Linked DNA regions of Homo sapiens: region 2 is linked to region 1. The links are chromatin loops, found by intact Hi-C in ENCODE. Cell type or tissue: Caco-2. All regions are shown on one strand. Links, peaks and the distances in the headings refer to the core of each region. The heading gives the core; the rest is flanking DNA.

Region 1 (14,974 bases), core at 3,812-7,811:
GCTGCTTGCATCGGGCAGGCGCATCCTGAATGAAGAATTAGCTCTTTAAAAAGAACATTAAAAATAAAACTCATGTTGTAAAGATCTGACAGCCAAAAGAGATTGTGGGCTGTTGTAAATGCTTGCTTATTTCCCAAGGTTGCTGAGTTACTTGCTCTGGGTCATGAAATATTTTGATCTGGCAAGTAGGCTTTGCTTTTTTTAAAAAAATTTACATGTTCTAGATATGAATATACCTACCTACTTCCTAACAATCACTTGGCAGGCCCTTTGGGGATAGGAGCCCCCTCCTGGGAGGGAGGGTCTGTCTTCTCTCCTCCCTGCGTCGGCCACACTGCTGCCTCTTATTCCACCAGGCTCTGGCTTCCTGCATGGGCCATTCCACTTCCGTCTCCCATCAGGGGGCAGGACTCGGGGAAGAAACTTGGGCATAAAGAATGTGTAAATTACACCTTAATAAAGCTGTTAAGAAAAAATAAGCACCCCGATTAATGGACTGTGTCACCATCAGATGAATATTCTAAGTGATTTTTAAAAATAGCTCTTTCACGAGAGTGTTTTGGTTTGGGGTGTGTATTCTTGGATTGTTTTTATTATTTTTCTGCATAGCCTTGATAGGAAAATGTAGAACTCTGTTATCATAATACATGCAGTATTTAGATTGGATACACTTCTTGCTCCCCTTGCATTGATTTCCTACTTTTCTCCTTTGCCTTTTCCCGGTACTTAAGCATTAAGTCGCGGGCATTTTCCCAGTGTAATTGTTGATTAAGTGCTGCATATCCCGTGATGATTATGAGAAGATTACTGTATTCAGCTTTTAATCTTGTGAGTGTCAAATATTTTACTTTAGTGGTATCGTTATTATTATTATTATTCATAGCTCTTTCTGTTTGAGTAATGCAATCAGGCAAAATAAAGGTAATGCCACAAATTCAGCATTTTTATAGTAATTCTTTGTCTCAGAATGGAAAGTGCCACCTTCAGGCCATTCTCAAATACTGATGGAGATTTATACAGATAGGAATCAGAATATTTTAGGCTTCTTTTGGTTGCAAGTAACAGAAAGCAACAAGTTTAGGAAGAAATGCATATATATATATATGAGGGCAGGGAATCTATTGGAGGAAGTACTGTGGGTCTCTCAGGACCCCAAGGCCAAGCATGTATAATAGCTGGCGGTCATCAAGACTGGAACCTGGAAGGCTGCCAGGAACGCGGGCACCACTCGTACCTTCTCTCTGTCACTTTCTGTGTTCTCTTTGTTTTCTCTAATGCCATGTGCAGGATGATCAGTGGTCACCTTGTGGCATTCAAGCCAAATATCCTCCATGGAAGAGAATAGCTCAGGTGGCCTGGCTGTCTTTCAGTTCCAGTGCCCACTTCCCAGGAGCAACAGAAGTTCTGTGAATGGAGTCACTGAAAGCATGTGACCTACCTGGTCCTGACGCCTTGTCCGGGGGAGCAGCAGCATGGAGAAAAAACGTGGTAGCCAGGGGCTTTCTCCATGGGTGGGGAGAGGCAGAGCTCCGAGGGGAAGAGGCCCCCCATTGCGAGTGGGATAGACACCCCAAACAGAGCCCCATTTTCTGTTTTCTTGAGAGAGACAGAGACTCCAGATTCTTATCTAGCCTCCAGTGGCAACTTCTCATGCTTCTCCAGGGTTCCACGTGCTGTATCCCAGAGCCTTGACACTGAGGGCAGGAGCGTGGGATTCTGAAGAGAATCCCAAAAAACTATTTATAATCAACTGTCTGTTGCCTAGTGGGAGAAAAGGAATCATTGGTATGAACAACTCCAGTTACTGTTTCCACAGAACCAGCAGGCTTTCTGGTTCTTTCCTGAGGCACTCCGCTTTACATAGGAGGAAACTGAGATTGGAAGGTAAGTGTATCACCTGATGTCACACAGCCAGAAAGGAGGAAGCTGGGTCACTGATGCTGGCTGAGCCCAAAATGCAGAACCCACGTGTGTCTGTCTCATTCAGCCACCATGGTGGCTTTGGGTTGAATTTTCACAAGCTCACGGTGGCCACCTCATGAGCATGCACAGAGAGCAGTAGATAGTTAATAGGGAAGTGGCTGAGTAGAAGTTGGCCTGAAATGGAAAATTTGCTGGGAATAATTTACAGGCCAAGTAATATTTGTGAACATTCGTGTGAACTTAAGCTTGGCATGAGCTATCTATACAGAAATCTAAAATCGGTCTAAACGTTTGGGTTGCACTTGGAGCCATAGGCCATCGAAGAGCAATGCCGTTGTGTCACTTTGGTTAGGGAGTGTCTGGCTCAGCCACTACATGTCACTCAGAGGATGCCAGTGTCAGTGATATGGGGGGTAGCGCTAATTGGAAAATGGAGGCTTGTCAGAGTCACTGCTAACTAATAAAATCACTGGGAAGTGGGTGCAGTTTTTCCAAGAGTGATTATTGTGGGTGGCAAGTATTGAGTGAGGCGTAGAGGGAATAAAATCAAACTGTCTATACACATGCTGCTGCAGTGGAAAGAACCCTGGGCTGGGAGTCCTGGGAGCCAGGCCCGGCCCTACCCCTGGGCCATTCGTGGGACCCCAGGCAGGTTACTGCTCCACTCAGGCCCTTTCTCCTTTTCTTTTTAGTATGTTGTTTAAAAAAATAGTAATAAAAAACATTATACCAAAAGATATATAGTGAAAAGTACGGCATTCTCTTGTCAAGGAAGTACAGCTTCCTAACCTCCTCCCCGGAGGTAACCACGATGACCAGTTTCCTCTGTATCATTTGACAGCTGATGCCTTTACACAGCCCTGGATGTGTGTGGATGTTTACACAGATGGGCACAGGCCATGTGCATTATCCTGACTTTTTTTTATCATGTAGCTTTCTCTGTATCAGTGCATACAGATTTATTCATCCTTGTTATTGATGTCAGAGTATTTCACTGTATGGTTGTACCAGATGTATTCAAGCCACCACTGGTAGTGGGCATTATACAAACAGTGTTGCAGTGAATACTCCTGCATGTATCTTTGCACACATGTCTTCACTATTGGTTAAAAGTGATATTCTGTTGTTATTTATTTCCTTAACTGGAAAGGAAGTCCATTTGTATTTCTTTTTCTGTGTAGTTTCTGTTCATGCCCCATGCTCATTTTTTTTTTTTCCTATTGAATTGCTTTTTCTTGTTACATCATATTTTCCAAAGAGATAATGATCCAAGTGCTGGTCAGTTCTGGGGAAAGTGATCTGATTGGAGGTTTGCTGAGACCCATCGTGTGTCCATCGAGAAGTCTGGGTACCCAGTAAAAGGCCCTTCTCCATGTTTTTGAGGTGTGGCCATGGCAAGTTTTCAGCAAGGCTCATTCTGTACTTATCTTTTTGATACTTAGTAAAGGGATGTGTCTGCTCCACACAGAGTGGAGCTTTGACCAGTCACTGCTGGATGAACAAGAGGGAGAGCATGGCCTTGTGGGACAAGATTGTCTTTACAACCACTGGTCTTCCAGACATAAACTTGGGTGCAGACCCTCTTGGCTCCAGAATTCATGGGTCATGTGACCTTCTCTGGGTCTCAGTCTCCTCATTTAGAAAATAGGATCATAAGACTGGTGTTGCAAGGTGGTTGTGAGCAATAGAAGAACCATATATTTAAAGTAGCTAGCACATGATTGGTTTTCAATAATTGGTAGCTTCTAATATTAGTATCATTGATATGACTGTTATTATCATCACCATAAATAAAACGATTGACAGTAGAGGCATGGGCTAAGACTGAACAATTGGTTAATGCGGCAACCATGTTATATTGGACTTTGACTTCAGGAACCCGCTCCAAAGGATGCAATTTGGTGTGCAGGCCATCTGCATCTTTGCAATAAAAGCTTCTTTGCACCTATGTCTATTTCATTTGCCTTGTGACTCTATAATTTTCTTTCAGGCCTTGCACCTCTGTTGCTAGACATAGTACATAAATCCCATGCAGTTTCCTGGCCTTGAAAAGGGAGAGTGACTTGAAAGTACTCTACTTGAATTCTAAATGGGAAAGATGTAAAAACCGCTCCTCCCCCCTCCAAGAAATCTGAGGGACAGAAAATAGATCTTTCTCTCTGGATCTCTTAAACCCCGCTTACGAAATTAACAAAGGAAGATGGATGGCTGAAATAAGACTTCCAAAGAAGAGATGGGAACCTCCTAATTGATTCCCACAAAACTGCTGGTTATTTACAACTAGGAAAATTGCCTGCTTGGAGATACCAATTCAGCTCTTGTGGTTCCGCTGGCTTGACAGGAAACACTCTCTGCTCCTTGCTGAAAAAGCTCTGAGGGAAGAGGGGGGCGGAGTGAATTACATCTAACTGTTTAACACTATCTCATTCATAGATTTCTGCCTTTTCCCCCTGGTTGATCATTCGCAGTCTCTTTTTTAGTATATAATTGTTCATTTTAAATGTTCATGTGTGCTATAGCTGGGTGAATGTTAATTACTGGCAGTCTGCAATTATGTTGTCTGTTTGTCATTTCCGTGGCGGCAAGGGTGGTAAGCTAGAATTCTTCCAATAGCAAGAATTGTAGTTTATAATCTACCCCAAAACCATTTAGAAATGGATACATTTCACTCACACTCTTGATGTAGTTGAGTAAATGCATTGTTATTGATATTCATTATGAGGTTTTAAGCTCAAAAATCCCACTATACACTAACTGAAAGGCACCCAGTATTTTGGCTAATTCGTTAAACTCACAACCATTTTTTGAGTATCCAATATGTACTAGTTGCTTAGGACATACCTCTAAATGAACTAGATAAAAAATAAAATATTCTGCAGTTCTCTATGTAACTGTAGGGACTTCCCAAGTGACCCCTTAAGCCACTGTGTGGCTAGTGGCATTGAGTGTGTGTCCCGTAGGCTGCCGAACACTCCTCCATTACCAGCACTGTAATTGTGAGGAATATGGTAAGAAGTTAGAAGCCAGTGGCAAGTGAAGTTCTTATTTTACATTTAAGTCCTCCTCCGTGATAATGGCAGCTGAAACAGACTTGGAAAACATAATTTGAAGATCAGATTTGTTCCAGATGTCCCTGGTATCTGTGTGCAAATTAAATTGCGGTACATCAGTTTGATCCAGTCAAGAAACAGAGTGGGATTGGGAGGCATGTTTGTGCTGTAGGGACCGGGTAAACACAGTTACCATTGATGTTGCCTGAAGCCGCAGTGCCTCAAGGGGAGGTTCCAGCAACCTAGACCACAACTCACCTGCGGGGATTCCCAGTGTTGGGCTTCGTTCTGGTGCTGTGAGTATACAAGGATGGGAATTTGGAAAAGACTAAAGACTAAAGTTTCCTCCTTTAAAGGTAGAGGGTGCTGAAGAGCAACTCCTTAGAGGAGATCGGATTTAAGAGAACTTAGGTAGTTGGAAATACACTGACTTAAAAGGCTGGAGCAACATTACTGACTTCCCCATATTCATCCAACAACTTTTTTTGGTGCCCATAATGTGCTAGAGTGTGAACTAAGACATCTCTGCCATCGTACAGCACACAGCTCTATGGGAGAAACAAGACACAGCGTGGACAGATAGATAGATGTGATGTCATATAATATAATGCAATGTAGTATCATACAGCTATGAGTGCTACAAAGAATTATGCAGCAGAGTAAAGATCAAGCATGGCTGAGGTACTACTTTATTAATCCTTTCTAGTACTTTACTGTACTTCTCAATGTGAGAAGAAAAATTAGGGGGAGGGGTGGTCAGTTTTTGTTTTCCGGTTAAGCCTTTGCTTTGAGATGATCCTAGATTCACATGTAAGAAATGATACAGGCAGAGCCTGTGTACCCATTATGCAGTTTCTCCCAGCGGTAACATCTTGCAAAACAGTAGTGCAATATCACAACCAGCTTATTGACATTGATATAGTCAAGATACAGAACATTTCTATCATTTACGATGATAAATGCTTCGGAATACAATCACTAGTTCATAAGTTGATTGCATGTTTAGTTTTTTAACAAACCGCTAAACTATTTTCCAGAGTATCTGTACCATTTTACATTCTCATGAGCCGTGGGTGAGTGATCCCATTTCTCTGCATCCTTGCCAGCATTTGGTGTTGTCACTATTTTTTCATAGCCATTCTGAAGGTATTTAATGATATCTCATTGTGGTTTTAATATGAATTTCCCAAATGGATAATAATGTTGAAGGGGTATCTCCATGTGCATATTTGCCATCTGCAAATCTTCTTCTGCAAAATGTCTATTTATGTCTTTTGCTCACTTTCTAGTTGGATATTTGTTTTTTTTTCCCTGAAATGATGACAGCTTTGTATATATTCAGTATTGCCCTGCCACATGCTCTCAGTTGCTGATTTTGGTTGTTTGCCAAATGATCATGTGTCAGAGGGGGGCCTGAAACTTAGGTCCAGGGGGAATTTGTCTTCTGTTGTATGTAGACAGATGGTGGTGACTGATGGAAGAGAGAGGTTCTTAGAAGACCAGTGAGAATCTCTTTCTGGGCTAAAAGAGCTGATAAGTGGTGGGGTACATGTGGCTGGAATTTCTCCAGGTCAGCTCCTGGCATCAGGATGCAATGCTTGGTGGGCAGAAGATGGAATTCATCAAAGGGTAGAACTTCTTAAAGGCTTGGAACTGAGGCCTCCAGGCCAGAAAACTAGAGGCTTTAAGTGTCCCCACAGCTAGAGCATTTTTAATCTTTGGGGAGAGGGCATTAGGCCTCCCTATCAGGACAATGAAAGGCTCAGCTTCTAATCAGCATGTGCAAATTGGGAACAAATGAGCAGAAACCCCCTTCTGGCTTACTGTTAGCTCCCATAGCCCCTTGCCAAGATGCTGGCCCTCTCTAAAGCTCCAGAGTCCTCAGTGGTAGAGGAGGTGCTGGCTGCGTGCTACTTTCTTTTTATTTTTTTGAGACAGAGTCTCGCTCTGTTGCCCAGGCTGGAGTGCAGTGGCGTGATCTCGGCTCACTGCAAGCTCCGCCTCCCGGGTTCACCCCATTCTCCTGCCTCAGCCTCCCGAGTAGCTGGGACTACAGGTGCCTGCCTCTACACCCGGCTAATTTTTTGTATTTTTAGTAGAGATGGGGTTTCACTGTGTTAGCCAGGATGGTCTCGATCTCCTGACCTCGTGATCCACCCGCCTCGGCCTCCCAAAGTGCTGGGATTACAGGCATGAGCCACCGTGCCCGGCCTGCATGCTACTCTCAAAGGCTCCTTCTGGCTTCCAGTCGCTCTTGTGACCCTGACCAGACTTTTGATAGGTTGGGCCTCTAGGGAGATGTGCTTCTCCTTAGCTGAGAGCCAGGGGCCTAGTGACTACATCCAAGAAAGGAATGTATTTTTCATAGAGCAAAGCTTGCTTGACTTGGAGCCATAGACCCAGCCATGAGCGCCAGCTCTGCCACTCCTTAGTTGTGTGACCTCAGGCCAAACACTCCTTAACCTGCCTGGGCTTCAGTTTCTCCATCTGCTGCTATAACAAATCACCCCAAACCTAGTGGCTTCAAACAACACAAATTTATAATCTTACAGTTCTGGAGATCAGAACTCCAAAATCAGTCTTGGGGGGCTAAAATAGGAGAGAAGCCGCTTTCTTTCCTATTGCAGCTTCTAGAGGCTGCCTGCATTCCTCGACTTGTGGCCCCATCCTCCATCTTCACAGACAACCACAGCGGGTCAGGTTCTTCTCACATGAAATCACTCTGACCTCCCTCTTTCACTTGTGAGGACCTTTGTGATTACACTGGGCCCACCTGGACTATCTAATCCAGGATAATGTCCCTATCTTAATTCGAGCTGCAACCTTAATTCCCCTGTGCCATGAAATCTAACATAGTCACATGTGCTGGAGATCAGGATGTGGACATCCTTTGGAGAAGACATGCTTACTGCCATGATTGCCAGGACCCCACAGATGAAGCATTTCACAGTTCCAAAGACCTGCTGGGCGTTCAGGTGTCATCCTCTTTTTTGGAAACCTCCAGGGTCACAACGGCTGATGGTTTCCAAGAGCCGCTGGTGCTGATTGGGGTTGGCAGAAGCCCCTCACACAGGCACACTCCTATACTTTACTTTGTGTGGTTAGCTTATCTTCTGGGCTTTCTTTTGATTTCAAAGCAACATGGCATGGGGAAGGAGGTCACAAAGAGACAGTGAGGGAATCAGTAAGCCACAAGGTTCTAACAGCCCCTGGTTCCAAAGGGCCCTCTCCATGGTGATGTTTTCAAAACATCAGGCATTACTCTCCATTCTGTTCTTCTCTTCCTGCAGGTTTACTTTAGCACATACTTACAGTCACCTCCTATGGGCATAAGGATTAAATAAGAAATAGCCCACGCTCTCAGGGGGCAGTTGCCAGAGAGTGGGCAGAAGTGACCATAGTTCAAGGCATAAAGTTACGAGTATCATCAGGGAGCAGACAAAAGCCAGGAAAGGTCAGAGGCAGGTGACTTCATTTCTTGCTGCGGGAATTAGGGAGGTTGCAAGAAGGGCAAATTTGAGCGGGCACTCATAGAGTGAGTAAGACTTCAACAGCTGGGGATGGGGCAGCCCTGCTGGCAACGAGGGCTAGGTGGGCCAAGACAGGAAAACATAAGCATGTTCAGGGTAAGCACAATGCAGGGGTGTGTAGGGCTCGACTGGGGAGAGAACTCCACTTTCCTTACCAGCTCACACCTGTCCAACCCTTGAAAAATAAAGATCTTCTCCTTTACTCATGGTGGAAGGTGAAGCAGGAGTATATGTGTTGCATGGCAAAAGCAGGGGAGTGGGGGAGGGAGGGGGGCAGAGAGAGAGAGAGAGAGAGAGAGGATGCCACATACTTTTAAACAACCAGATATCATGAGAATTCACTTACTGTCACAAGGACAGCACCAAGGGGATGGTGTTCAACCATTCATGAGGGATCTGCCCCCCTAATTAATCCAGTCACCTCCCACCAGGCCCCGCCTCCAACACTGGGGTTTCAATTCAACATGAGATTTGGGTGGAGACTCAGATTCAAACCGTACAACAGCAGAGGCAGAGAGTAGAGCGATGCAGCCACAAGCCTTGGAACGCCAAGGCTTAAGAGGAGGCAGGGAAGGAGTCTCCTCTGCAGGCTTCCAAGCAAGCATGGTGGCCCTGCCAATGCCTTGATTTTGGACTTCTAGCCTCCAGAACTATGGTCATTAAAGTTCTGTTGTTTTGAAGAACTCAGTTTGTGGCACTTTGTTGCAGTGGCCCTAGAACTAATACACGTAGTACACGAAATACCCCTGTACTAGAGGAATTTCGTTGGGTTCTCCTTAGTCTTTCAGAGCAGTTTAGATGTGCCTGTTGAAGTCAACCAATGGCTATTAAGTGGTCTTTGGGGAGAATCTGATGATCCGAGGGGCACTGTGGCTTTCTATCCTGTATGTAGGTTGACGTCTCTGGGATCTACACGAGGGACAGAGTGACCTGGTGAGGGGAGGATGGAGTGAACAGGCACAGGCTCTTTCTGATTCCTTCAGGGACTACCTGTACAGCCAATTGTGACATGGTTCCCTTTAGAAAATAGGGACCTAGACTGGCGTCATGGGGTTTAGGCCAAAGGCCTTGAGTTCATTTACTCCAACTCCTCCTCTTGACAGATGATAAACTATCCCAGGGAGTATCTTGGGACCTACCCGAGGTCACTCTGCTAGTAGCAGAATCAGAACTTGAACTTGGAACTTGAATCTCACATCCAGATCACTGAGATTTCTAGAGACTCCAGATTCTGTGGTTCTCACTTCTGAAAATTTTCTTGGGCACAGAATTTTAAGTTAAACCATTAGACTGTGTTTACTGGGAGTGGAGGGGGATGACAGATCATAAAAAAGAAAAAGAAAAAAAGGGAACTGTTGACCTTCAGGAAAGGGATTTGAAAGAATGATCAAGTTTATATGATTTAAAAATTCATAGATACTTAGTTTTACTATGTGTCACTGAAAAATAATTTTCTACCCAGTGGATGGGAAATTCCAGCTCCTAGCTTCTTCATTCATGGACTCATCACACCTAGGTATTACAGAGTATAGAATTTACAAAATCAGCAGCCATTATGTGACCTCAGACACCACCAAGTTACCACTTTTTGCCTTTTTCTGACTTTCCTGTCCTCCTCCTGCAGGGTGAAGTAGAGCAACTAATGTTATTTCAGTTAGATTTCAGCTTTCCAGGCTTGCTTTAAATCACAAGAGTGGGATGCCGGGTAGGTTCATGATGGTCGCAGCATTGCATATACAGCATCTTGGTAGCTTTAAATCAATATCTCTCCTAAGGGTTCAGAAGAAATGTCACATACAAGGTACATTGCTTGCACAAGTGTCCTTTGTGTCGGATGCCCTCGAATGTAATTTCTATCAGTAAGACATAAAGGACACATGGAGAGGGATCATTTTGCTCGGCAGCACAGGCTGAAAGGAAGGAGGGGAGGTGGTTATTTTTTGTTGTTACTATGACTGTTTCTTGGGTTCCTCCAACAAAGAAATGCTGTGTGGCTTTCAAGTATCTCTCAGTGCAAATGCTTCCTGTCACAAGTGATCAGTGTCCTGCCATTTTGAAATGGCAGAAGTGGCTTTAGCAGCATTATGAAATTATCATTGCCGTGCTGGATAGCTGAGACCAGCCTCTCAGAGAAATTGACGCTCTCGCCAGCTTTCCTCAAATTATGTCTCGTAAGGCTGGCGCGCTGTCACTTTAACAAACTATCACCCTGAAATGGGGTTGCTCCATCCAGGGCTGTGGAAAAACAAGGTTAGAAGAGCAGAGGACTTGTCGATGGTGAGTAAGTGGGATTAGTTAAACCAATATTGAAAAATGGTTTGCACAACTCTGGGCTGCTCATGTTCCCTCTGAAAACGTGTGCTCTTTCAGCCCGCGTAGGCACGGAGACAGTTAAAGCTGCATCAGGACCTTTGTTATATAATCCTTCCCGGTTATATAATTAAGGGTCCTGTTTTTTCTTGCCCTGGTTTACATCGATTGAAATGTGGATAGAAGATTGCAACAGTTCATAGTCTCCTGTAATAGCCGAGGCAGTAATTTCATTGATTAAAGCACTCGGGGTCTATTGGTCATCAGTAACACTATCTGCAGAATGAACTATGTATAGGCGAACGGTTTGTGTTTGTAGAATATTAAATAAGTTTCAGACACATGTATCCTCCTACAGATGAGCAGTTTGAAAGAACTGGCCTTTGGAGTCTGACTTATAGGAACCTTCTGGGTTCTGCCCAGGTTACTAGCAGGTCAGAATCTTGGGGCAGGCCTAGATGTGGAAAAGTCCAATAAATCAGTGAGTTCTACATCCGCCATGAGGCAGCTCCTGTGGCTTTTTCCAGTCTTGGCCCAGTTTCGGTTAGGAAACGTGACACCCTGAAGGCAGATAGTATTCTTGGGGCTTAGCTCCACGCCTTCCCGCAACACTGAGCTTACCTGTCCCTGAAGCAGTGGCTGCTGGCACCATTGGAGCCTCTCCCAGCTCTTGCAAATGTCATCTCAGTGGCCATAATTTGCTGCCCTGCCATGCTCCCAGCCAATCGCTTTGAGCAGACCTAGAGATTAATTACCCGTGTGTTCCCCGCCACCACCTGCTTCCATCTGCTTGGTCTTGGAAGGATTGAACCATGGGCATGTCTGCCTTGTGCCCCAGCATAGAGGCACCGCAAGGTAGGCAGGTCCGATTTGGAGCACAGTATTGCATGGAGCGGCTGTACCATTGCGTCCCCTCCTTTTTCTCCAGATGCGAAGGTTCTGTGTCTGTCCCTTAGGGCCCTGGCTGAGACCTTCTGAATAGCTGCTGGTGCCCACATCCCGCTGTAACAGAAGTCCAGGCAACAGAACCACACTCCTCTGTCATACTGCCTGGCAAATCAGATCATATCCCTACTCTGCCCTTCCCTCCATAGTGGACCGAGACCCCTGCATTCTTTTTCAGTCTCAGCCACCCTCCCTCTTGGATCACCTGGCTTGTTAGCTCCTGGCAGCCCTCTCCTCTCCTGAGGCTGGGCCGGCTCTTGACTCCCAGAATGCTGTGTGGCCAACAGGCCAGCTAGTGTCTCTCTTGGCCAAACAGGAATTGTTTGTTGCAAGTATTTCCTACAAAGCAAGTTCTAACATTATATGGGATATGGGTAATTTTGATTTTCTTTATACTCTTACTGCTTTTGCTGAAGTTTTCCTTGGCGAACAGATACTTTTTTTTTTCATTAGAAAGAAAAGAGTATATTTTAAAAGAGCAGTTTGGGATAAGGAAAATAAAAACACATCATCTTTTATGTTCAGTAGAACAACAACAAAATCACCCCAGGTAAGTCAATGCAAAAAAATTAGGCAGGCATGCTTCTCCTCATCAAGTAATAAATGGCCTGTCACAGGTGAGATGGGTGGGATGTTATCATTATCATCAACCTCAAGTCCTGATGTTCCCGCAGAGCTAGTGGCTATGTGCTACTCCAGTAGACGCCATGGGGGATTTATCACAGGGTTGCTGCGAGGCTCAAATGAGAAAATAGAAGAAGTACTTTATAAATGAAAGCTATTTTTTCAACAGAAAAATGAAAACCTTCATCTCCATTGAGAAACAAGGCTGAACACTGTAAGGAGGGTTACAGAATTTAAAGCAGATGTGACCTCTACTATCCAAGAATGTTTGTTTATCTATTTATTTAATAAAGAGTGTGTGGCGCCTGTCGTGTGCGTAGTGCAGTTCTTGATACTTGGGATTCATCAGTGAAGGAAACAGACACAAATCTTTGCCCTTGTGGAACTCTGCGTGAGATAGACAAGAAACAATAAATATGATAAATAAAAAGCAAGTTGTCAAAATAATAATAGTAGCTAGCACTTAGATGTGCCTACTTAGTGCTAGGCACAAGTCTAAGCCCTTTATGTATACTTAATCCCATACACCCTAGCAGGGAGATAATAGCAATAACCCATTGGGAGAAAATGATCCCCACAGAGATGAAGTGACTTGCCCAGGGGCACACGAGTGCTTTAGCTGGAATTCCATTTCACACAGCCTGGCTTTCATCAGAGCAGATGCTCAGCAGAGGATGGTGGAGGTGATGAGAATGTGGGAAAAGAAACAGAGTGAAGTAAGAGGGATTGTCCATTCAGCAGACGTTTTCTGAGTGCTCTGTACCTGCCAATGAGTTAGATCCCTGGGATATAGAAATGAAAGAAATGAAAAGGGTGTGTGTTATCCCTCCATAGAGGGATTTACAGTGTTCTTGGGTTCACAGACATATAAGCAAATCACATGATAGCATGGTGGGATATACCTTCCTCCCTGGTTTCCTATGGAGATACCATATTGGAAGAGCATTGGTTTCCATGACCCTTTGGTTTTGGACTAGTGAATTCATGGCATTGAGGGCCTTACCTTTTTCTGAAGTCCATTGATCAGTGGTGTTGTACCCTGTCTCTCACTGCAGAGCTTCAAGGGTAAGAGGCCAGTGGGGCCATTCACTGCTTTGTTTGGATTCTGGGCCATGGAGCCAGGGACTTCTGCCATCCTGAGCTGTTCTCCTCTGCCTGTACCTGCAGGGCTGGCCCAGGTCTTGTGGACATCCTTCGGTTTGGTCGGTGGCTGTACTATAGCTCTTTTTTGCTCTTTTGAGTGTTGCCCTACCTCCTTTTATCTCTTATTGGCCTCAGCGAGTGTCACCAGAGGGACAACCTACTGCATCTTACCACCTGTACCCAGCACTGCACACGGACTTGCACTCCAAGCCTGGCAGAGGATTGGCTGGGGAGACACATGCCTACTAAAGAAACACCATCGGAAGTGTATTTTCTGCTAGGGAAGGGTCAGTAGCATTTGGTTCCTGCCCAAACAGCAACACGTTGATTCTCACAACTCATCTAACTTCTGCAACTAGGGTGTCATTACAGTGTGTACTTGGGTGAAGATGGATCCCAACTGTCTTTTGGCAAACTTTGTTGTTCTTTTCTGTCCCTCATGTGATCCCACAGCCACCAAGATAGAAGAGTGTTCTCGCTGCTGAGCTACTTTAATCCCGTGGTCAGAGTGGCAAGAGCTTAATAAATACTTTTGTGCAATAGGATATTTTGATTGTTTGTTTTAGGGTTATGTTTGTTTCTCTAGTTCTTTTGTACAACAAAATCTTTGACTAAGTCTGAATTGTGTTTGGTATTGGCCCGGCAATCAATGTGACGAATTTTGTCATGGGTGACACTCTTATCTATTTTAGTCCCTGCAGCTACCACTCAGACCTCTTTTTCCCTAGACACGAGTGCTGGAGAGCAGCCATCCTCAACTCCTCTGTTCCCTTCTCCCTCTCTGGGGCAGTGGAATAAACCCCATTTGTCAGGGCTGTATTGGTTGTTCTGATTGCTTATTACGAGGCCTGGTGTTGTGCAAGGCTCTCTCATGACTATTATTTTATCTGGTCCTCAAAACAGCCCGTTTTTACAGCCAGCATGCTTTGGAAAGAGGCGGGAGGGGAAGCAACAACCCATTTTATGGTTAAGAAAACACAGAATCAGAGAAATAAGGTAACTTCCTCCCAAGTACACAGCTAGGAAGTAATAGAACAAGGACTTAAATCTACAGTTTTTTATTTGTTTGTTTTCTTTCTAATATATCACTCCAAAGGACATTTGGATTAGGAAATCAGTTTATTCCAGGTGTTATATTCGTTCTGAACAAGTCCTCTGTCAGGAAATGAACTGAGCCCATCTTCCTAAACATGTCCTTTCTAAAACTCACATGGTTTCTACAAACTACAGCTTTTTTTATTCCTATAGTTAATCTAGAAGAGGCAGGATTGAAGATACTTTCCTAATAAAATAAGAAATTGCCTTCTCTTCAAACCTATGCTTTTTTATCACTCTACACAAGTTGAATATGGTACAATATTAAAATGTGGTCCTATCTTACAGGTTAAGAATAAAACAAATTATTTAAATTTACATTTGAAAACTGTTGAAATGGCCCAGCAAGCCATT
Region 2 (14,974 bases), core at 3,914-7,913, 210 kb after region 1:
TTCAAATGCCATCTTTATGATAACTTTTCCAAAGTCGGGTTTGATCAAATGTTATAATTCGAAGCTTTGTAAATGAAAATCTGAAAGCAGCTGATCTTACCCAAATCCTGCCCTGGGCTTTCTAGAGCTGAACTGCTCAGTAGAAATATAACATCACTTAAAAATATACTCAAGAGAAAAATACTAATCGGATACTTTACATTCTTTTTTTCTCATGAGTCTTTGACATCTGATATCTACTTTGCACTTACAGCAGTAAGTGCAATTCAGTTAAAAATTCAGTTCCTTGGTCTTGCCACATTTCAAACGCTCAACAGAGATGTAACTAGAAGCCTCTCTATTGGCCAGTGCAGAGATACAGGATAATGGACAGATTCACCTCTGTGAAGCCTTCACTCAAACAGAGATGATGACATTGTCATACAGGAAATTGACAATGTGGTTTTGTGTATCCAAGGATGATTTGACTCAATTTAAGCATTTATTGGGCACCTTGATAGGCTGAAGTAGGCATCACATCTTTCCCATCCTTAAACCTTCCTTTTGCGTTAATTTTTGTGTGTGTTGGTTTTTATCTTCCCAGGGTGGAGTGCATAAGGACCCAGTACATGTTGGGTGAATGCCCAGCCCCATGCGTTGGGGAATACAGAGAAAGCCTTGAGATTGACTCTGAACTTAAGGACTTGCCATCAGGAAGAAGAGGCTGTATCAACACAAAATGATCGGAGAACATCATGTTAAATATGCTGAAATGGAAGGGAGGTCAATGCCAGTTGTATTTACTAGAGATACATTCTAGGAAACAATGAGGTCCTGAAAGTCTGGCTTGGGTTTGGGCAGGGCCAGAAGCAAGTCACTGGGGATGGGGAAATGCACTCTGGGGGCCCAGTGAGCATCCACCCTCCTCCATACTCTAAGCCTGACGCAGGCCAGCATTTGCGTTGCTCTAAGGCCAGCCAAAAGTCCAAGCCATTGTGCCTCAAGGGCGACCAGATTCTCCTAATGTCTAAAAGCCTCCATTTCCCCTTTTTGTCTTTTAGACTTTCCTTTCCTCACCCCCTACGGTAGTCATCAGTGCTGTGTCCCGAGGATTTCTAGTCCCCCACCTTGTGGTAGGGTTGCACTTCCTGGTCCGCACGTGATGGGTGGGGCATGTGACTGGTTCTGACCAATGATAGAGTAGAAGTGAAGTGAGTCCTTCCGGGACACAGCATTTAACTGTCAGTGTGGGACCATCCCAGGCTCTTTCAAGAACTGGCTGGCTGGGCTTGATGGGTCACTCCTGTAATCCCAGCACTTTGGGAGGCCAAGACAGGCAGAGGGCAGATCACTTGAGGTCAGGAATTCAAGGCCAGCCTGGGCAACATGGTGAAACCCTGTCTCTACTAAAAATACAAAAAAAAAAAAAAAACAAAAAAAAAACTAGCTGGGCATGGTGGCGGGTGCCTGCAGTCCCAGCTACTCCTGAGGCTGAGGCAGGAGAATGGCGTGAACCCAGGAGGCAGAGCTTGCAGTAAGCAGAGATTGCGCCACTGCACTCCAGCCTGGGCGACAGAGCGAGACTCCATCTCAAAATTAATAAAAATAAAAATAAAATAAAATACAAAAATTAGCCAGGTGGCGTGATGGCAGGCGCCTGTAGTCCCTGCTACCCAGCAGGCTGAGGCAGGAGAATCGCTCGAACCTGGGAGGCAGAAGTTGCAGTGAGCTGAGACTGCGCCACTGCACTCCAGCCTGGGCGACAGACAGAGACTCGGTCTCAATAATAATAATAAAAACAAACAAAAACAACAACAAAAAAAAAAAAAGAAAAAAGAAAAAAAGAACTGGCTTGAGGTGGTTCAAGCCAGTTCTTGAAGTAACTGCAATGATTAGAGCCTTTCTGCCCATGCAAAATGGACGTCTTGGGAGTCAGGAACAACACATCATTGTTGCTTTACAGTATCTCATTCCTGAGATGTGACTGAGCCCATCCTCGCTGATATAGCCCCTCCGTCCAGAAAGCACATACTCTTCTTGGGGTGGGTGTGTTTGGAAGAGGGTCGGGAAAGTAATGTCTCTCAACAGACATTCAGAATCAAGGAATGCCTTTCCCCTCTGCTAAGAGGACCCCCCTCCATGGTCATCAGAGATGTTAGTGGCCCCTTCCCAGAAATGGAGGCTTAGGACAAACCTACCTCAGTGCTCCTGCTGCTGTTCTGCCCATCCCAGGGAAGGCAGGCAGAGCCACTGGGAGGCAAAATGGGAAGGAGATGCAGAGACCTGTCCCAGAGAGAGAGCAAGAAGAGGACAGCGGTCTGGCCCACTGGTGGGAAGAAAACTAAAGGCTTGGAGCCAATGAGTGTCTTGATTGATTATGAACCTGCTGCCCAGACTTCCCTCTCCCCTGGCAGCCCTAAAGTTGCCTCCCAGGCACCCCCCTTCCTTTGCTTCACCCCTTCCAGACTGTCCTCCAGTCTGATTTTTACCTCGACAGGTATTGTACATTCAGTCAGCGACAGGTCTTATACACTCTCACATTCAGTTAATAAGCATGCACTGAAGGCCTGCCTCCTATGCGCTCATCTATAGGATAAATAACAGCAGGGCATGTAGTCCTGCCCCTAAAGCGTTCCATCTGTTGGAGGGGAGAGACAAGGAAAGCTAAAATTCCTGAAATCAGTTTTATGTGCCAGGATAGACAGGCAGAGGGGTTAGAGGAGTCCTTCACCCAGCCTGAGAAGTCAAGGAGGGCTTCCCAGCAGTGGTTGAGACAACAGCTGCTGGGCAGAGTTCAGGGAGAGACACTCCAGGTGAACACAGCAAGGAGAGTAAATGTGCAAAGGAATGAAGCTGAGAAAGCTGAGCTGGGCCCGTTTGGAGAGTGTGACGTGGCTGGGATGAGTGGCACAGGAGGTGTGTGGGTACACAGTCAGATATGAGGCTGGAAGGGAGGGAGCATGGCCAGGTCACCAATGGCCTGGCGGTCACCGTGGCAATGGTGATGCACAGAAGCCAGTGAAGAGCTGTTGCAGAGATTTAAGTAAAGGGATCCCTGAATCAGCCTTGCATGTAGTTGGGGAGGGGAAAGAAGTTAGGTGTGATCTGGCCAGGCAGGAAGAGACTTTTTGTGTGTATTTGTGTGTTTGGGTGTTTGTTGGTGTTAAGCAGAACTCTCTGACAGCACAGGTGCTATGAAAAAGACGGGCTCTGGAACAAAGCACAGAATGAGGGAGCAGGGCAGTGGATGACAGAATTTTTTTTACAAATTGGTTTGCAATTCAATTTTGTGCACGTGACTTTTTGTCTGGATGAGGGGCCAGGGAGCAGAGAGCAGGTGGGATGGTGAAGGGAGAGAACCACAAGACACACGAGCCTAAAGAGACAGAGGCCAGCTAAGGTGCAGGCACATAACTAATAAATAGCCTGAAGTGAGGAAGGCTGAAGGGCTCTGAAGATACGGACGTCCACTGTGAAATTTAAAAATGATCAGCGGCACTGCACTGCAGTGTAACCCCACTCCCAGTCCACTGCCCACCAATCCTCACCAGATGTACCTTCCCTTCTGTGTTGATATGGGTCAGAAAGAGGGAACAATCATGAAGCATGAGATGCAAAGTGGAGCCAGAGAAGTCAGGAGAAGTAAGAAATGGGGGTCTGGGGTGATAAGAATCAAGGAAGGTCCCACCACTGAGGACTTTTGGAGATGGAGCAGGGTTTCTATCCCATGTTCAATGGGGCTCAAGCCAAATTCCTTTAAAGTAATAAAGGAAATAATGAGCTTGGAGGTCAATAGCCACTTAGGCTATAATAATACTCTGGGAAAATACAAGGTAAAATATTGTCTACATTTACTTTTAAACAGTATAGATATAGGTGGTATATATGTATGTAAGTTAACTTTAAGTGATACACAGGGCAGCAAGGTGGAGCAATTAGTAAACATAGGAAGACCCAGGCTTCAAAAATTGCTTTCCAAGTCTTCCCCAGAGGGTTTGTTCATTAAGAACTACGAAAAAGATTTTTTTGTTGTTGTTGATGGTGAAATGGGTGGTGCTAATGGGTAGTGGCTAGAAAGATACACACAGAGATATCTCCATGCTTGCAAGAAAGTAGCATGGGAATCTAGTGCCCTAGGTTTACAACTGTGGTCCTATTCTCTCCTCTTCCCCCAGGGTCCTCCCCACAACACACTCAACAGAGGATTCTGTTACCTGATCAGATACCCGTTAGTTGATTCTGCTATCAGAATATTGTTGCATTTGCTTCAGATGAACCTAAATGAGAATATGCGCTGTAACAAAAGCACAAGTTCCCCAACCAAGTACTGTATAATACAGAAGTTTAAAGAAGATGGTTTGTTTCTCTCTTAAATAAGCATCTCTAGGTGAGAGATCCTGGTTGATGGAGCAGCTCTGCTCCATGCAATGATTCAGGGATCCAGGTTCCTTCCAGCTTGTTGCCCTAGTCTGCAGGGTCAGAGCTGAATTGTGACCTCTTGTCTGCAGGGTTGTTGCCCTTGTCTGCAGGGTCAGAGCTGAACTGTGAGCATTTTCCTACTTGCTGGAAGGGAAAAGAAGGAAACTCAGGAGCACTCACGAAACTCAGGAGCTTACATTTTAAGTTGAAGTACAAGTTTTAAGTTGTCTTTTAAGTCGACTAAGCTAGGCTATCTCCCAGAAGATCACCTGGGATTTGCATATATCCCTTCTGTTCACATCCCATTGACTCAAACTTCACTAGAGATCCACCCTGGGAGGAAGAAGGTGGCTCAACAGCATCCGCCTTAGATTCTATCACCATGACATGAAAGAGCAGGGGTTAGGGTGGTGGTGGTGGTGGTGGTGGAAGGGAGGAGTAGATTTGGAGCACTCTGCCTCAGAACTACAAGAACAGGCTGAATCTAGTTTTTGTGTCTGCTTATTAATAGCTATTGTATGTATGACAGAATTTGGTCTCAGAATTGCTTTCATGATAACACACGTGATGGGGACTTGGTCACTCTCAGCATGGAGTGGTCGGAATCACCAGGAGCTTGTTAGAAATGCCAGCGTCAGGCCCACTGAGTCAGAATCTGCTCTTCAGCACATGCCCAGGCTATCCGTGGGGAATCACCGTCTTCCCCATCTTTATCTGGTCTTGACTGTGTCCTCTTACATGGACAACTTTCCGTTGACTTCCATGGCTAGAAGAGCCCAGCCAGCACCTATGAAGTTGTTTGTCAAACTGACTAGGGACCCACTAGTGAGTAGTGAGATTATTTTAGCACCCAGCACTGAAAGGTAGAAAAGACACAGTACAGAATCAAAAAAGAAAACAGAGTGCATCACACTAATTAAGGTTAAGTGTCGTTTTCAGTTCTATATAGGTGTGTGTGTGTGTGTGTGTGTGTGTGTGTGTGTGTGCGCGCGCGCGCGGACAGGGACGTAAACAGACATCTCACTGTAGGTCACTGTCAAAAACCGGTAAGGACTGTGAATGCCACGGAGATAGAGGCTGTGACCGAGTTTGCAGAGCTGGGACACACAGCCCTGGGGTTGAACACCGCCTCTCAACAGTGTGGCCTCCGCCAATACCGAGCCTCATTTCCTAGCTTGCAGAACGGATTAACTCGGACCTGCCGGGTGTTGTGGCGGCTACTGGGACCGGCTGGGAATGAATCCCTGTGGCTCCTTCCCTTCCCCTTAGTCGCGCCCCTTTCTTCTTACGGACAGGAGAGTGGACTAAATGCAGATTCCCAATTCTTCGGCCTCAGTTTCCCTAAGGATCTCATGTGAGCGTTCAGGGTCCGCGTCGGCGATGCGTCCACCAGGCACGGGTCCCGCGGGGAGGGGAATGACCTACACTTGGCCTCGCGACCCTGCGGGCGCCCGGGTTCCAGGATGAGCCCCGGGCGTGGCTGGGGAGTGCGCGCGTCCCGGCTCCACCCCACCCCGGGCACCCCTGGCCCCCAGTCTCCGCCAGCGGGCGGTGCGGCAGCGCCACCGTGTGGCCGCGCGACATCAAAGCGCCGCGCCTCTGCCCGCTGGCGGGTCCCGCGCCGCGGAGCCGGAGAGCGACTTCCCCGGAGCTAGGGCGGTGCAGGAGGGCATCTGGTCCAGGTCCCCCGACACACCTCAGGATTTTCTTGCACTCCCCCCGCCCCCCGGCGGGGCTGCCAGCGTCACCAGTTACGAGTGGACGGAGCGGAGGCAGTGCCTCCCTGCCCTCGGTGGAGGGCGGGGCCGAGGGCACCTCGGCCGGGCCAGGCCTTCCCCGCCCGTCGCATCGTCCCATTCCGAGGTCCGGGTTCTGCGTCTACTCTTGGATCCGGCAGGTGCGGGAGGAATAATGGGCAGCACCCGAGGAGGGTGCCCAGACGAACGTGGATAACGGAGACGGGCAGCAGAGAGCTTCCCGAGCTCCTGTACCCAGGCCTTGTCTTTGGGCAACAACTGCCTCGCAGGTCCCAGAGTGGCCTCAGGTCCCCGGGTCGCGATTCCAGAAATCATCTCCGGGGGCCCAGCACGGACACGCTCCAGACCCGTGAGTTCCCCAGCGCCGTGCCGGGAGGTCAGGGGCGCTGAAAGAAGGAAGAATTCAGCCACCTCTCAGCATCCCTGTTACCTCGAGGACGCGCCTCTCCGCCAACCCCATCGTGGGCTCTTGCTCGCTGAGGCTCACCCTGGGTCAGGCACTGCGCTGACCCCCTCGGAAAAGAACCTTATGAGCATTTGACAATTTAGAGAGGAGTAAAATGAGGCAGAAGAGACTGAGTAATTTGCCAAGGTCACCGATTAATAAGTAACAGACGGGAACACAAGTCTATCTCTCAAGCCCATCGCCGATGGTTGAGACACAGCCTTCGGGTCTCTGTTGCTTCTCCACCCCCAGCCTTCTCCGAGGCGAGCTTATTTATTTATTTATTTTTATTTTTTGAGACGGAGTCTTATTCTGTCGCCGAGGCTGGAGTGCAGTGGCGCGATCTCGGCTCACTGCAACCCCCGCCTCCCAGGTTCAAGCGATTCTCCCGCTTCAGCCTCCCGAGTAGCTGGGATTACAGGTGCGCACCACCAGGCCCGGCTAATTTTTGTATTTTTAGTAGAGACGGGGTTTCACCATCTTGGGCAGGCTGGTCTTGAACCCCTAACCCCGTGACCCACCTGGCCTCTCAAAGTGCTGGGATTACAGGCGTGAGCCATCGCGCCAGGCCAAGGAGCTTTTATTGAGCGGAGTCGGGGAAGGCTGGGGATTTGGGAAGAGAACTCACATCTAACCAGAGCATGGGACTTCCCACTGCGCCCTGTGGCCGCCACGCCCAGGCAGGAGCTCCAGGCTGCATCCCTGTCTGTAAAATAGGAACGCAGGAGGGTTCCTGCCGCCTGTCTGTGACGCACGTCCCCTTCCTGCAGCCTCCCATCTTGACAATTTCAACTCTCTCACACGGAGGAAGACAGGCAGGAGAGGTTTCCATCGAGAGCCTGACTTTAATTATCCTGCGGGCTGGGAGGATTCTGGGATTGCCCATGGGGATAGTGTTCATGATTAAATCCACTTAATCTGGTGCAAGTTACTTCCAACTTTCTGAATCAGCTCTCTTGTAATTACTAATAACAGCGGATGACTTTTAAAGCACTCATCAAGTCTAAGCAGAATTCAAGATGAACAAATTTAGTGTTTACAAAAATATTGCATGTGGTAACATTAGACTCGTTGTCCATATAAGGAAATTGAAACACAGGGAAGTTAAGTAAGCACAGAGAGCCAGTGGCAAAGCCAGGAGTCACACCCAACCATCCAGGCTCCAGAGACCCCTTTAGCCGCTATGCTGCTGATGAAGACAAGACACCCAGAGCCTCTCTCCAGGTTTTCTGGAGTGCAGAGAGAACAAAGATGCACCCTCAAGGAGACACCATTTTTGCAACCGTTGTATCATAGTCCTCAATTTGTAGAACTAGGAGATTTTCTTCATACTGTTCAAGAGAAAGAAAAAAGGAACTTAAAAAGTAACTCTCTTTTGTGACTGTTCCTGAGAGTACTCTAAGGGAGGAAGATGTTCTCTGTGCCTAGAAGTAATAACATTTCATCATACAAAGATATATAGAGACCAGTATAAAGTCCCTGTTATCACCTCCTAAACACTTCATTCTTTTTATTCCGCATGGAAATATGCTTATGTTTTGAGAAAAGATGCCCATCTTTTTACAGCTTTTAAAACAGCAAAAGCAAAGACACCAAAATTTTGTGTATTTATGTGTCCCATAGCGTGAACGGTTAGGTTGTGTGGCAGATTGTATTTTCCAAGAGTGGCCACCACAATACATCACATTCCATATGCTCTTCTTAAAGTGTAACTGTGACATCCCTTGAACCTGGGTGGGTCTGGGCTGACTTCTTTGTATCCTCTCCCCTTGAACTTCAGTGAACTTTTGTGATCAGTTGATTGTGGCAGAAGTGATGATGAGATCATAAAAATGCCATGTGCATCTGCCTTGCTGTCTTGGGACACTTGCTCCTGGAACCCAGCCGCCATGCTGTGAGGAAGCCAAGCAGCCACATGCAGCAGCCACGAAGTAGGCGCTCTGGCCACAGTCCCAGCTTAGGTCCTAGCCAACAGCCAGCATTGATCCCCAGATATGGGAGCAAGTGTGTCCCCAGGCAATTCTGGCCTCCAGCTTTTCAGACACTCCAGCCAATGCCGTATGGAACTGAGATGAGCTGTTCCTGCCTAGCTCTGCCCAAATTGAAGATTCATGAGCAGAATAAGCAATTATTGTTGATTTAAGCCACTAAGGTTGGGAGGTTTATTACTTGGCAATAAGATGACCAGAACAGATTCTCCACACTTTTTTCACTATCGTGAACTGTTCTGCAGTGAGCTTCTTTGAGCATATTGCCTTCTGTACATACCTGATGGTTCCTCTAGGAAGACTTCTAGAAGCAGAATTGCTGAGCCACAGTATAAACCTCAAAGGGGATAGAGCAGTTAAGATGAATTAACAATATCTATGTCTAACAACATGGATCCATCTTGAAAACATGTTAACTGAAGTATATGCAAGGTATAAAATGATACAGAATAGTATTATTTATGTAAAATTCTAAGAACACTCAGAAAAAGGTTGTATTTTGTTTATGGAATCACCCATGTATGTAGTAAAGTATGCAAACATCTAGGAGAGTGATACACACAAATGGGTAAATGTGAAGCTTTAGCAGTGTCTGTAACATTTTATTACTTAAAAACAAAAACAACAAATACCTGAAGGTCCCAAGTAAATACCGCAGTGTTGACATCTGTGAAATCTAGGAGTGGGGATATATGAATATTGTTACTTAAAATTTTAACAAATATTTATTATATATGTTTGTATTAATATTATTTATAATTATGTGACTGTTTCATTATTTAAAAATGTAAAAAATCTCAACTCAAAATTATGATCCCAGTGATTTCTTTCTCTCGTGATTTTCTTGTTCCATATGTTTGGTCATATAACTGAATAACTGAGGCAAGACCTATGGCCTCTAATCAATTGTCTGATTATTCAATTCAAATACCTCCCCCTTTTCATTGTGCACCTTTCCTTCCCACCACACTCAAGGACTCTCCCTTCAAGAAACAATCATCACTCCTTTAACTTCCCTGCTTTTACGTGAGATAGTCCCTCTGCCTGGAGTAATAACCCCAGAGATTTGGTTTCACAGATTAGTCTCACACCTCAGGTCTCATTTGATCCTCACAAGCTCCCTGTGATAGCAACAACAGTTTCCCATGTAAGGAGTATGTTACATGTGCCTGGCATTCTGTCAAATGCTTTACGTGTGTTTTCTTTTTTAAGTAGTTTCTGCTATTCTTGTCCCTTTTTTGCAGACAAAGAAAAGTTGGCTTAAATGCTTGTTGCTATTATTATTGTGGTTTTTATTTTTATTTTCCCAAGATCTTGGTGGTTGAGCAAGACTCAGCCCCAGGCCTGTTGAAAGTCCACAGGCTTGGCCATTAAACGGTTCTGCGTACTGTGAGAAAGCTGTTTTTTGTTTGTTTGTTTTTAATTTCTCAAATTACAGATAAAGAAACAGATTTTAAGAGTGTTTCTCTCTCTGTCTGCCTGATGCATTATTAATTCTTGTAGATCCATTTGAACGTCACCCCATTTGGGAATCTCTCCTGCCAGTCCCTCCATCAGGGGTCCACACCACATGGCACATAAGGGTGTTTGCTCTCCTGCCTTCTCCTCCGCTGCAAGTAGATGACTGCTCAGAGGCAGAGCCTAGCCAATGTTCATTTGTATTCCCAGCACCTGGAATAGCACCGGATGAGTTAGGGACATCTAATCTTTTCAGAAATGAATCTTGATTGGCACCTGCCTTGCTTGAGTTCCTGAGCTACCTACATGCCTATTGACTCTCATGAGCAACTAATTCCACCTGTGCGCACAGGGGCACAGTTTGTACAAAATGGCCCACAGCTGTCCTGGTTATTTCTTGGAAACAAAACCAGGAAATCCCCACTCACCTTTCCTGAAGAAACCCAGCCCAAAGCACTGTCCAGCTGGAGAACTTAGATTCCCAGATGGATACTCTGAGTGCTCCATTAAGAGCAGTAATAATTGAACAACAGTGAATGTGTATTGAGCGTCCTTGTACCAGGGACTGTGCTAAGTGATTTACATAGATCTGGTTTCGCAAATACAATGGATCATTGCTTTTTTTTTTCTCTTCAGTGAAAAATTCTGGTTTCTATGTTAGCGAGCAATGCCCTAGATCAGAATTTGGAGTGGGGAGGGTGTTGAAGGAGAGATAGGATGCCCTAACATGAAAGCTTTGTCATGTTACTATCACTGGTGAGAAGACTTCTGGCAGTGAAGCTTCTCTGAGCTGAGTGTGGCATTTGTCATGCCCCGGGGGGCATGCATGCCATCTAATAATGCCATCATGCCATACTTTGTCAATATCTCTCTTCAAGCTGCATTAGGGAGTGACAGACAATATTGCGTGGGATGATCTGTGTTGTGACATTAGATACTGACAAAGTCTCTTTGATTAAGCTGGCGAATATGGCTTTCTCGTGAAGTTTTAAAAGAATATTGGGATGGCAGTGTTTCTTTTCTTTCAGTACCATGTTCAATTTACTCATTTAGACCCTCCTGTTGTGTTGTGGAAGCCATAAAGCCACACAGGGACAGCTGAAACCAGGGATCTGGGTGGCCCCTGGGCTCTGTGTTTCAGTTTCTTCTCTCATGAATGTGTTTGTGTCATTCTCTCCTGCTCAGCATCCTCCAAACATAGGAAATGTGGTGGTGTACAGGCCGGATAGCACGTCACATGTGACAGTTTTGCTAAAAGGTTGAGATTAGTCGTAAAGTGTCTTTATCAAGTCTGTTCTTTGTGACAAATAGTTTACCTGGTTCTGTGAAAGGCTCAAAGGTGTGGTTTCTGCCCTCAGAGAATTTATTCAGCTGGGCATGGTGGCTCGCACCTGTAATCCCAGCACGTCGGGGGCCAAGGCAGGCAGATCACTTGAGCTCAGGAGTTTGAGACCAGCTTGGGCAATATAATGAAACCCCACTTCTTTTTTTTTTATACTTTAAGTTCTAGGGTACATGTGCACAACATGCAGCTTTGTTACATATGTATACATGTGCCATGTTGGTGTGCTGCACCCATTAACTCATCGTTTACATTAGGTATATCTCCTAATGCTATCCCTCCCCACTCCCCCCACTCCACGACAGGCCCCAGTGTGTGATGTTCCCCTTCCTGTGTCCAAGTGTTCCCATTGTTCAATTCCCACCTATGAGTGAGAACATGCGGTGTTTGGTTTTCTGTCCTTGTGATAGTTTGCTCAGAGTGATGGGTGAAACCCCATTTCTACAAAAAAATACAAAAATATTGCCAGGTGTGGTGGTGTGCACCTGTGGTCCTAGCTACTTAGGAGGCTAAGTGGGGAGGATCACTTAAGCCCAGTAGGTGGAGGTTGCAGTGAGCTGAGATTGAGCCATTGCACTCCAGCCAGGGAGACAGAGTGAGACCCTGTCTCAAAGAAAAAAAAAATTACTCCTTGACTACCTAGGCAAAATAAAAACCTGTGAAACACTTACAAAACAATTGAGTTCAGTATATGTATGTCTTATGCCCAAGTTCAAATGCCCATGAGTAGAAATTAGAGGAAAATTATGGTCAAGATGAGAAAAAACCATCCCCCAAAAGGCAAAGAAAGAATCTGATCTGATTGCCATGAAAATTCAACTCTTGATCTCCCAGGACTTGATTATCCATGGTCATAGGAATCAGCCCTTGAATAGGACAGTTCAACTGGGGTCTAAGTGGAAGGCCAGCTGGAGTAAAAGGTGTGTGGGAAAGGGGTGCTCCTCTGCTCTTAGATGTCCCAAAGCCAGTGACTTGGCAGATCTTAGGTGTTCCTTGCTTGGGGCTAATGCTAAAATTAGTGAAGTGGCCCCAAGACTTTTTACTCCAAGCAAAACACTGGAGAGATTGTTAGGAAATTACACTGTTATTTCTACTGAAGAAGCATTTGACAAAATTCAACATCCTTTTATGATAAAAATGCTAAAAAAAAAAAAAAAAAACTAGGGATAGGAAGGAACTTTCTCAACCCTTTAAAAGATATCTATGAAAACCCCACAGCTAACATCATACGTAATAGTGAAAGACTGCTTTCCCCTTAAGACCAGGAACAGGAGAGGGATGTCCACTTTTGCCACTCCTATTCAACATTGTATTTGAGTTCTAGCCAGGGCAATTAGGTAAGAAAAAGAAATAAAAGGTATCCAGATTGGAAACAAAGAAGAAACATATGTAATGACCTTGTATACAGATAATCCTAAGGAATCCACTAAAAATTTATTAGAACAAACAAGTTCAGCAAAGTTTCAGAGTACAAAATCAATATACAAAAATCAATTGTATTTCCATATACTAGCATTGAACAATGAAAATAAAATTGAGAAAACAATTCCATTTCAATAGTGTAAAAAGGAATAAAATACTCAAAAATAAATGAAAGAAGTAGGTTGGGCAAGGTGGCTCACGCCTGTAATCCCAGCACTTTGGGAGGCTGAGGTGGGTGGATCACTTGAGGCCAGGAGTTCGAGACCAGCCTGGCCAACATGGCAAAACTCTGTCTCTACTAAAAAGACAAAAATTAGCAAGGTGTGGTAGCACACACCTGTAGTCCCAGCTACTCAGGAAGCTGAGGTGGGAGGATCGCTTGAACCCAGGAGGCAGAGGTTGCCATGAGCCGAGATGGCACCACTGCACTCCAGCCTGGGAGACAGAGTAAGACACTGTCTCAAAAAAAAAAAAAAAAAAAAAAAAAAAAAAAAAAAAAAAAAAAAGCAAACCTTATATCCAAAAGACTAAAAATCTAAAAATCATTGTTGGAAGAAATTGAAGGTCTAAATAAATAGAAGAATATCCCATGTTCATGGATTAGAAGAGTTAATATTACTCAGATAGCAATATTCCCTAAACTGATCTACAGATTGAACACATTCCCTATTAAAATCTCAGATGTCTTTTTGCAGATATTGACAAGCTGATACTAAAATTCTTAAGGAAGTGTAAGGGACTGAGAACAGCCAACACAATCTTGAAAAAGAAGAACGACATTGGAGGACTCACATTCTCTGATTTTAGAGCTAACTACAATTCTGCAGTGATCAAGAACATGTGGTACTGTCTATATGAGGACGGACAGACAGATCAGTGGAATGGAATTGAGGGTCCAGAAATAAACTCTCACATGCATGGTCAATTGATTTTCAAGATGAGTGCCTAGAAAATTCAATGGGGAAAGAGTATTCTTTTCAACGAATAGTGCTGGGACAACTGGAAGTCCACATGCAAAAGAATGAATCTGGACCCTTGCCTCACATTACATATAAACATGAACTCAAAATGGATCACAGACCTAACTGTGAGAAATAAAACTTTAATCTTAGAAGGCAAACCACTGTGATTTTTATTTTAAAATGATTCCTTAATTATGATACCAAAAGCACAGCAACAAACAGAAAAGGAGATTGTTTGGGCTTTGTCAAAATTAATATTCATGATTAAAAGGATACCATCAAGAAAGTGTAAAGACAACACACAGAATGGGAGAAAATATTTACAAATAATATATCAGTAAGGCACTTGTGTCTAAAATATATTTTAAAAACTCTTACAACTAAGTAATAAAAAGACAATTCAACTTAAAAATGGGCAAAGTTTCTGAAGAGAACTTTCTCCAAAGAAGATACACAAATGACCAACAGGCAAAAATATATTACCATCATTTATCATCAGGGAAATGCAAATTAAACTACAATGAGATAATACTTCACATTCACAGGATGGCTATAATAAAAAAAATCAGACAATAAAAAGTGTTGGAAAAGATGTAGAGAAATTGGAATTATCATACACTGCGGGCAGGAATGTAAAATGGTGCAGCTGGCGAGGCGCGGTGGCTCACGCCTGTAATCTCAGAGCTTTGGGAGACTGAGGAGGGTGAATTACCTGAAGTCAGGAGTTCAAGACCAGCCTGATCAACATGACGAAACCCCATCTCTATTAAAAACACAAAAATTAGCCAGGTGTGGTCGCACGCACCTGTAGTCCCAGCTACTCAGGAGGCTGAGGCAGGAGAATGGCTTAAACCCAGGAGGCGGAGGTTCCAGTGAGCTGAGATTGCACCACTGTACTCCATCCTGGAGGAAAGAGCAAGACTCTACTTCAAATAAATAAATAAATAAATGGTGCAGCCACTTTGGAAAAGTCTGGTAGTTTCTCAGTTAACCATTGTCACCAAGTTAACATATGACCCAACAATTTCACTCCTAGTTACATATCCAAGAAAAATGAAAAGATGTTCAGACAAAAGCTTGTACATGAATGTTCATAGTAGTTTTATTCATAAAACAGACACAAAGAAACAAACATCAATTGATGAATAGATAAATAAAATATGGCATGTTCATATGATGGAATATTAATTCAGACATAAAAA

What was found. Peaks named below come from ENCODE experiments on the same cell type or tissue, not always from the same donor. Only the 100,000 strongest peaks of a DNase experiment are listed, where the experiment ranks them.
Region 2: it touches region 1 in a loop (5-fold over the local background); 4 of 110 quality-filtered maps call a loop at or near these places.

The regions. Positions count from the first base shown.
Region 1 is chr14:89,228,445-89,243,418 of GRCh38, reverse strand. All of the region lies in intron 4 of FOXN3 (forkhead box N3), which reads left to right. Among named protein-coding and RNA genes, the nearest start is that of FOXN3-AS3, 110 kb to the left of the region's middle. In Caco-2, for the core only: no CTCF peak of the experiment used is centred there; no DNase peak of the experiment used is centred there.
Region 2 is chr14:89,018,449-89,033,422 of GRCh38, reverse strand. It overlaps LOC124903356 (a long non-coding RNA gene), which reads right to left. Exons shown (of 2, transcript XR_007064297.1): 2 at 7,614-7,931. Among named protein-coding and RNA genes, the nearest start is that of TRA-AGC15-1, 47 kb to the right of the region's middle. RefSeq lists silencers at 5,834-5,973, 5,994-6,203. In Caco-2, for the core only: a CTCF peak has its summit at 5,982 (motif pointing left); DNase peaks (open chromatin) are centred at 5,570 and 6,024; H3K4me3 peaks cover 991 bases.